Regions from separate parts of the Homo sapiens genome. Here region 1 is linked to region 2. Evidence: chromatin loops called from intact Hi-C (ENCODE). Cell type or tissue: CD4-positive, alpha-beta T cell. All regions are shown on one strand. Links, peaks and the distances in the headings refer to the core of each region. The heading gives the core; the rest is flanking DNA. Region 1 has its middle 43 kb from the start of PSME4. Region 2 overlaps PSME4 (proteasome activator subunit 4).

What was found. Peaks named below come from ENCODE experiments on the same cell type or tissue, not always from the same donor. Only the 100,000 strongest peaks of a DNase experiment are listed, where the experiment ranks them.
Region 1: it touches region 2 in a loop (1.9-fold over the local background); 1 of 110 quality-filtered maps calls a loop at or near these places.

What each region holds. Positions count from the first base shown.
Region 1 is chr2:54,012,012-54,016,407 of GRCh38, reverse strand. It overlaps a transcript of ACYP2 not described here. Among named protein-coding and RNA genes, the nearest start is that of PSME4, 43 kb to the right of the region's middle. In CD4-positive, alpha-beta T cell, for the core only: no CTCF peak of the experiment used is centred there; a DNase peak (open chromatin) is centred at 2,247; H3K4me3 peaks cover 359 bases; H3K27ac peaks cover 768 bases.
Region 2 is chr2:53,945,647-53,950,042 of GRCh38, reverse strand. PSME4 (proteasome activator subunit 4) reads left to right here. Exons shown (of 47, transcript NM_014614.3): 2 at 760-900; 3 at 1,506-1,622. Among named protein-coding and RNA genes, the nearest start is that of PSME4, 23 kb to the left of the region's middle. In CD4-positive, alpha-beta T cell, for the core only: no CTCF peak of the experiment used is centred there; no DNase peak of the experiment used is centred there.

The DNA of each region.
Region 1 (4,396 bases), core at 213-4,212, 66 kb before region 2:
ATTTGAGCCTTATAAATTAGCAAGCCTCTTCTGAATTAAAAAAAAAATTAATAAGAATGTAACTAATGAATCAAAAAACTAATATATGCACTGTATTGTGTTAGGCATTCATGAGTAGGCAAGGCTACATATTTTTTTTATGGCACTGGGAGGGCTACAGATGTTTACAGAATGAGACAGCACTGTGAGCTAAGCCAGGCAGCAGTGGCCTCCAAACAGATGTGGAAACTGAGCAGACAGACAAAGCAAAGACCATGAGCATACATCCCAAATATGCTTAGCATATTTGGAGAATAATTAAGTCAAGCAATTTAGGTGGAACAGGATATTAATATAGGAAAGACTGGAGAAGTAGGTAAGGTCCATCTTACTGTGGCCATAAAGGTCAGGCTGGGGCTTATGGCTTGTTCTGACAGCAATGAGAAACATTTAAAATTCTAGTTAGCTGGGTGTGGTATCTCCCAGCCATAATCCCAGCACTTTGGGAGGCTGAGGTGGGAAAATCACTTGATGCCAGGAGTTTGGAGATCAGCCTGGTCAACATAACAAAACCCCATCTCTCCAAAAATATAATGACAACTCAGTGTAATCTACTCTAGATTACAGAGTAGATTACAGCTGGGCCTCTCAAACTGTCACATGCATCTGAAATCACCTGGGATCTTGTTAAAATGCAGATTCTAATTCAGCAGGTTTGGGGCACAGGCTGAGATTCTGCCGTGTGTGTGTGTGTGTGTGTGTGTGTGTGTGTGTGTGTGTGTGACGGGGTCTCACTCTGTTGCCCAGGCTGGAGTGCAGTGGCACAATCATGGCTCGCTGAATCCTCCACCTCCCCAGGCTCAGGTGATCCTTACCTCAGCCTCAGGAGTAGCTGGGACTACAGGCACACACCACCATACCTGGCTGACTTTTTGTATTTTTTTTTTCCCTGGAGAACAATGGCACAATCTCGACTCACCGCAACCTCTGTCTCCCAGGTTCAAGCGAGTCTCCTGCCTCAGCCTCCCACGTAGCTGGGATTACAGGCATGCACCACCACACCTGGCTAATTTTGTATTTTTAGTAGAGACAGGGTTTCTCCATGATCAGGCTGGTCTTGAACTCCCGTCCTCACATGATCTGCTCGCCTCGGCCTCCCAGAGTGCTTGGGATTACAGGCGTGAGCCACCACACCCGCCTGTAATTTATTTACTTATCTTTTTTATCAGAGACAGGTTTTCACCATGTTGCCCAGGCTGATCTCAAATACCTGACCTCAAGTGATCTGCCCGCCTCAGCCTCCCAAAGTGCTGGGATTACAGGCATGAGCTACCACGCCCAGCAAGACTCTGACTTTCTAACTCACTCCCAGTGATAGCTAGTATACTGCTGCTCCCCAGACCCCACTTTGAGTAGCCAAAGATTAGGATATTGTCCTAAATTCAAGGCATCTACTACAATATAATATTGAAGTAGAAAGAGAAAATACACCAAAAACATGGGGGGCCAGATACAGTGGCTCACACCAGTAATCTCAGCACTTTGAGAGGCTGAGGTGGGAGGACTGCTTGAGGCCAAGAGTCCGAGATTGCTGTAAGCCATGATTGCACCACTGTACTCCAGCCCAGGGGACAGAGCAAGACCCTGTCTTGAAAGATAAATAAATAAATAAAAAGAAACAAAAAAGAAAAAAAATTTTTTTTTTACAAATTTATTATTATAGTTTGCTCATTTATTTGCAAGGAACAAGCATTTCTCACTCAACCAGCTGAAATAAAAAGAGCTTATTTAAAAAAGGCATAGGGGACGGCTGGGAGCGGTGGCTCAAGCCTGTAATCCCAGCACTTTGGGAGGCCAAGGTGGGCGGATCACTTAAGGTCAGGAGTTTGAGACCAGCCTGGCCAACGTGGTGAAACCCTGTCTCTACTAAAAATACAAAAAATTAGCCAGGCCTGGTGGTGGGTACCTGTAATCTCAGCTACTCGGGAGGATGAGGCAGGAGAATTGCCTGAAATGGGGAGGTGGAGGTTGCAGTGAGCCAAGTTCGTGCCACTGCAGCCTGGGTGACAAAGTGAGACTTCATCTCAAAAAAAGAAAGAAAGAAAGGTAAAAAAAGAAATAAAGTGAAGATAATCCTGACCCTAGCCCCACCCTCATCTTCACTGCAGGAGATGAAGAGGAAGGAAAACCACAGAAACTGAAAGGTTTGCATTCCCCAACCTGCCCTGCCTGCCTTAATTTTACTGAGTTTCTTTCTTTTTTTTTTTCAGACGGAGTTTTTTTGCTCTTGTCTGCCAGGCTGGAGTGCAACAGTGCGATCTCAGCTCACTGCAATTTCCGCCTCCCAGGTTCAAGCGATTCCCCTGCCTCAGCCTCCTGGGTATCTGGGATTACAAGTGCCTGCCACCACTCCCGGCTAATGTTTGTATTTTTAGTGGAGAAGGGGCTTCACCACGTTGGCCAGGCTGGTCTCGAACTCCTGACCTCAAGTGATCTGCCCACCTCAGCCTCCCAAAGTGGTGGAATTACAGGTGTGAGCCACCACACCCAGCCTCCACTGAGTTTCTTAAGCCTTCCATTGTAACCACAAATTGTTATCCAGTGTTCCCAGTGTGTCACTTCATTTAGTACAATTTCTCATTTCTCAGGCTAACTACTAACTGAATTCACTCACCTCTCTCTCTCTTTTTTTTTTTTTTCTTTTTTCTCTCTTGTAGTGCTTCTCTGTGTCTGGAACTGTTAAATAAACTCGTCATAGAACTTACAGTCAAGGATTTGTATAGAAGTGCAGGCAATAAATAATACATCGGTTAAAGTTTATTAGATGGTGGCCGTGCGCAGTGGCTCATGCCTGTAATCCCAGCACTTTGGAAGGACGAGGTGGGTGGATCACCTGAGGTCAGGAGTTCAAGACCAGCCTGGCCAACATGATGAAACCGCGTCTCTACTAAAAATACAAAATTAGCTGGGCATGGTAGTGCATGCCTCTAATCCCAGCTACTTGGGAGGCTGAGGCAGAAGAATCGGTTGGACCTGGCAGGCACAGGTTGCAGTGAGCCGAGATTGTGACATTGCACCCCAGCCGGGCAACAGAGCAAGACTCTGTCTCAAAACACACACACACACACACACACACACACACACACACACACACACACACACACACACACACATATTAGATGGTGGTAAATGTTATATTGACCAAAACATGGCAGGGGAAGGGAACAGAAATTGCTGAGGATGTGGAAGCTGGGGCGGGGGGTGGGGGCAGGTGGGGAGAGTTGAATTTAAAAGGAGCTCAGAGAAAGCCTCCCTGAGAAAGTGACATTTTGAGCAAAACCTTGAAGGGGTGAGGGACCGTGTCATGCATGCAGATAGATATATCTGCGAAATGTGTTTCCTGCAACGACAGTGCACGTCTTGAGGTAAGAGCATCTTGGCATATTCAAGGAACAGCTAAGAGCTGGCGTAACTAGAGCAGAGGGAGAGGGAGAGTGGGAGGTGAGATCAGAGAAGAAGACAGGTCAGAGCACTCAGGGCCTTGTAGGCTACTGTGAACACCAGCTTTCACTCTGAACGAGATGGGAAGCCACTCCAGCGCCAAGAGTGACTTGACCTGGCTTAGCTTTTAATAGGAAAACTCTGGCTGCTAGTTGAGAAAGAGGATAGGGGTAGGAGTGCCAAAGCTGGCCAAGCAACTGGGAGGCTTGGGAAACAACCCGCGCCAGACAGAGATGATGGATTAAAGGACTGTAGATCAGACGAGTAACAGAGGAGCTGAGGATAGAGGAGTCACCAGATTCTGGTGACTGACGGCCTCAGTGCTGTACCAAGAGGGAGAGTGTCATGCTTCTAGTCAGCATAGGGAGAGCAGAGAGACAAATACAAAATGCTTTATTGATTGATTGATTGATTGAGACAGGGTCTTGCTCATGCCTAGGCTAGAGTGCAGTGGCACAGTCATGGCTCACTGCAGCCTCAACCTCCTGGGCTCAAGTGATCCTCCGGCTTCAGCCTCCTGAGTAGCTGAACTACAAGCATGTGCCACCATGCCTGGCTAATGTTTATTATTTATTTATTTAGTAGATAGGAGCGAGGTCTTGCTATGTTTCTCAGACTGGTCTTGAACTCCTAAACTTAAGTGATCGTGTGAGCCACCATGTCCAGCCTGGGAGTATTTTTTTTTTTTTTTTGAGACGGAGTCTCGCTCTGTTGCCCAGGTTGGAATGCAGTGGCAAAGTCTCAGCTCACTGCAACCTCAACTTCCCAGGTTCAAGTGTTTCTCCTTCCTCAGCCACCTGAGTAGCTGGGACTACAGGCACACGCCACCACGCCTGGCTAATTTTTGTTTTTTTAGTAGAGATGCGGTTTCACCATGTTGGCCAAGCTGGTCTCAAACTCCTGACCTCAAGTGATT
Region 2 (4,396 bases), core at 254-4,253:
TTAGCCTCTCAAAGTGCAGGGATTACAGGCATGAACTACTTTGCCTGGCCTGGTTATGTCTCAATTGAAGTACAGAACAATTTTTTACTGCATAATAGTGAGAATAGATATAAAATAGTTAACCATCAAAGACATTTGAAATTGTTACCACACCTATTTTTAAAAATTGTCATTAAAAATAAGTATCAAGTTTATCTTAATTTTTAACTGTACAATACAGTATTGTTAACCATATATACATTGTTGTACAACTTCTTTTATTTTACTTGACTGAAACTATACCCATTGAATAACAGCTCTCCATTTCCTGGTCCTTGCAACCCCTGGCAGCAAGTATTCTACTTTCTGTTTCTATGAGTTTGATTACTTTGGATACCTACACAGTATTTGTCTTTTGTGACTGGCGTATTTCACTTAACATTCATACATGCTGTAGCTTATGACTGGATTTCCTTCTTTTTTAAGACTGAATCATCCTCATCACTGGTTCTAGCTGAAGTATGATGGGATCATTCTTCCTGGCAAATAAATTCCTGTTTCTATCCAGAAAACCAATAAAAAGTTTTCCATGAAATGTTAAAAAAAAAAAAAAAAGACAATAATCCATTGTGTTGTATATGCCACATTTTCCTTATCCATTCATCCTTCTGTGGCCATTCAGGTTGCATCTACATCTTGGCTTCTATGGATAATGCTGCATTGAACATGGATGTGTCATCATACCTATTTTTAAAGGGTATATCTATTTTTCTCTTGCAGATATATTCGACTTTATGGGAGAAAATTTAGCAAAGAAGATCATGTTCTTTTTATTAAGTTATTGTATGAGCTGGTATCAATTCCAAAACTGGAAATCAGCATGATGCAGGGATTTGCCCGCCTTTTGATCAACTTGTTAAAGTAAGTCTTTTTCCAGAGGTTTCTGTTAAGGTTTGTTTGTTTCTTCAGGGTTTTAGGGAATGAGGACTAAGTGTTTTTGGTAAGAAGACCAAGTCTCAAATTGCCAATTTGGAAAATGATTGCAAAAAACATTATCTTAATTTTCATCAAATGTGTCAGTTAACCTTTTAGTTAAAATTCCATCTCTTCCATGACATGGTCTCTTCTCTAGCACCCATTGAACTTCCCCTTTTATAGGTTGTTAAGTCCCTTGAGAAGACAAGACAAAGATCATGGATTCTTTTGCTTACCCTGAAGCATCCAACTCAATGCTGGAAACATTAAATATTCCATAGTGTGGGAAAACATGAAATTCATCCACAATAATGGCGACACAAATTTAAATGCCCTCTTTTATCTGCTGCTCTTTGAGGTTTGAGCAGCAGCAAGAATTGGGTGCATTATTCTTCTTAATACTATGTTCTGCTAGTGAGTGGCCATGGATGGGGAAAGCAAAACCCATGGTGATGAGCAGCAATGTTTAACTGTCCCTGTGTAGTATTTGTGGTATACACACATCTGTGCACATATGCATACATAGGTATTTATTTTATTTTACTTTTTAGGAAAAAGGAACTTCTTTCAAGAGCTGATTTGGAGTTACCCTGGAGACCACTTTATGACATGGTAGAAAGAATATTATATTCCAAGACAGAGCACCTAGGATTAAATTGGTTTCCTAAGTAAGTATTTCCATTTAAAGCACTTATTTGGGAGTACTTGGGGTTTTTTAGGGGGGTGATCATGATTGAAAAATATTGAGTTGTTTGAAAGAAACAAGCAGATATTTTAATGTGCCTATTTCTGTGTAATTTGACTCCTGAAACAATTCATTGCCCTCTATAAACTGTATCTGAGGCTGCATCTCTCTTGCAGATCATTGACTTCTTGCACCTACATCCTGCCTCTTTGATAGCTAATTTTTGGTTTTATATTTTATTCTGAGTTTATATAATAAAATATCATCTGCCCTTTTTTGGTTAATAGTGATTTCATACTAGACTGACAGGTATCATTTCTGTCCAGTTGTGGTCTAGCTTTAAATTTTCTCAGTTTTAGCACGTTTGGCTTATCATTCTTTTTTTTCTGAGATGGTGTCTCACTCTGACGCTCAGGCTGGAGTGCAGTGGTGTGATCTCAGCTCACTGCAACCTCCACTTCCCGGGTTCAAGTGATTCGCGTTCCTCAGCCTCCCGAGCAGCTGGGATTACAGGCATGCACCACCATACCCAGCTAATGTTTGTATTTTTAGTAGAGATGGGGTTTCGCCATGTTGGCCAGGCTGGTCTCGAACTCCTGACCTCAGGTGATCTGCCTGCCTTGGCCTCCCAAAGTCCTGGGATTATAGGCATGAGCCACCACGCCTGGCCTCTTCAGTGTTTTTGTTTGTTTTGTTTTGAGATGGAGTCTCGCTCTGTCGCCCAGGCTGGAGTGCAGTGGTGCGATCTCAGCTCACTGCAAGCTCCACCTCCAGGGTTCATGCCGTTCTCCTGCCTCAGCCTCCCGAGTAGCTGGGACTACAGGTGCCCACCACCACGCCCGGCTAATTTTTTTGTGTTTTTAGTAGAGACGGTGTTTCACCATGTTAGCCAAGATGGTCTCTATCTCCTGACCTCGTGATCCCCCTGCCTCAGCCTCCCAAAGTGCTGGGATTACAGGCGTGAGCCACCACCCCCAGCCTGTGTACTCATTTCTTGAAGAGCACCATTCTCTATGCCTGTATTAATTTCCTTTTTCTTTTTTATAAATTAAGTCTTTAAAGACTTCTGCAGTTTTCTCTCTCAGTCTTAGGCATGTCTACATTATTTCATTATGTCTTGTTAAATTCATTTAATCTATGATTAACCCTCAGCCTTTACTTAGGTCAACAGTCTTTGTCCCTTACCATAGAATTTTTTGAAAATGAGTGCAGATGGCAAATGTGAAATGGTGTAAGTGGAAGAGGTAAAACATGATCTTCAACTTAGGTCCTAATTGGTTTTTGGACAGTTTTGCACAAGTAAGGTGGTTAGAAGTCATTTATTTCTTGAAAGTTTCATGTGTTAAAACAAGGAAACTCATTTCAACCATAAAAATAGCAAATTTTATCACGAAATAGAATAGTGCATTGTGCAAGTATGCTTTTACCAATATTTGTTAGGTTTTCCTCCCTCCCTCCCTTCCTCTCTCCCTTCCTTCCTTCCTTCCTTCCTTTTTCAGGGTTGCTCTGTTGCCTAGGCTGGAGTGCAGTGGCAAGATCTTGCATCACCACAGCCTTGACCTCCTGGGCTCAAGCAGTCTTCCCGCCTCAGCCTCCTGAGAAGGTGGGACCACAGGCGTGTGCCACCATGCCTGGCTAATTTTTAAAATTTTTTATTTGTAGAGACAGGGTCTCTACACAGGGTCTCACTGTGTTGCCCAGCCTGGTCTTGAACTCCTGGGCTCAAGTGATCCTCCCGCCTTGGCCTCCCAAAGTGCTGGGATTACAGGCATGGGCCACTACACCTGGCCCCAGTATTTTTTAAGAAAACTCAAAATTGAATACAAAAGCTTTGATTGTAAATATTCCTTTTGGGTGTTATTTTTGCCACAGGGACCATGACCTATACTGGTTTGACTGAGTCTTCTTTAAATAAGAGGTCAGGGAATTTCTTACTGGCTTCACCATTTCAGATGAGATTGGGCACATTCAGGGTGGTATGGCCATAGACAGGCTTCACTATTTCATAGATCTCAGGGACCTTTGAACTGTGTTCAGATCAGTTATCCTTCTGAGATGTTTCTTGCTGATAATTTTGGCTGCTTCTGAAAGTATTTTGTAAATGAAAGGAGGAGGTAAGGCGGTTTCTTCAGTGATACCCTGTTCTTCAGTATGCCTTCTTGCTGCTTCATAACCAAGCGTCCTACTTTCCTGCCTTAAGGGTCTACCTTTGCAAAGGCACATGCTGCTTTTAAAGTCCTTTGTGGTCATTAATAAGTATCTATGGCTTTCCTCTTCAGTGATAAGAGCTGTTTGTCTGGAAATTTTCTATTAGTATTGGTCAGTCAGTGCTTATTGATTATGTTTACCATGTCTCTTCCTAAAGTGTCACATCATCCTTGTCCTTAAAAGTTTTACCATGGCTGTTCTTGATCTTTTGAAGAGACGTTGTGACTGAAACACAGCACTGACTCTCAACTCTTAACAGACTCAGCATTTCATTTTGTAATTGTAATTATTCTAAAATAAAATTTATAAATCATATAACCTACCTATACTCATTACCTACACTGTGACAATTTTGAGTTTTTTCTTCTTAGATATATTCTGCCACATTTTGAAACAGTTTTGTCAGCTGACTACATGTGTTCATACTATTTTTAGAATGCTATTTTTATAATCAAAAGTGAAAGATTGCTTAATTTGTTAACTGTCTTTCAAATTTTAAACTCATGTGCCTTATGTTTTAGTCCTTATTGAAATCACTGCTTAGAGCGG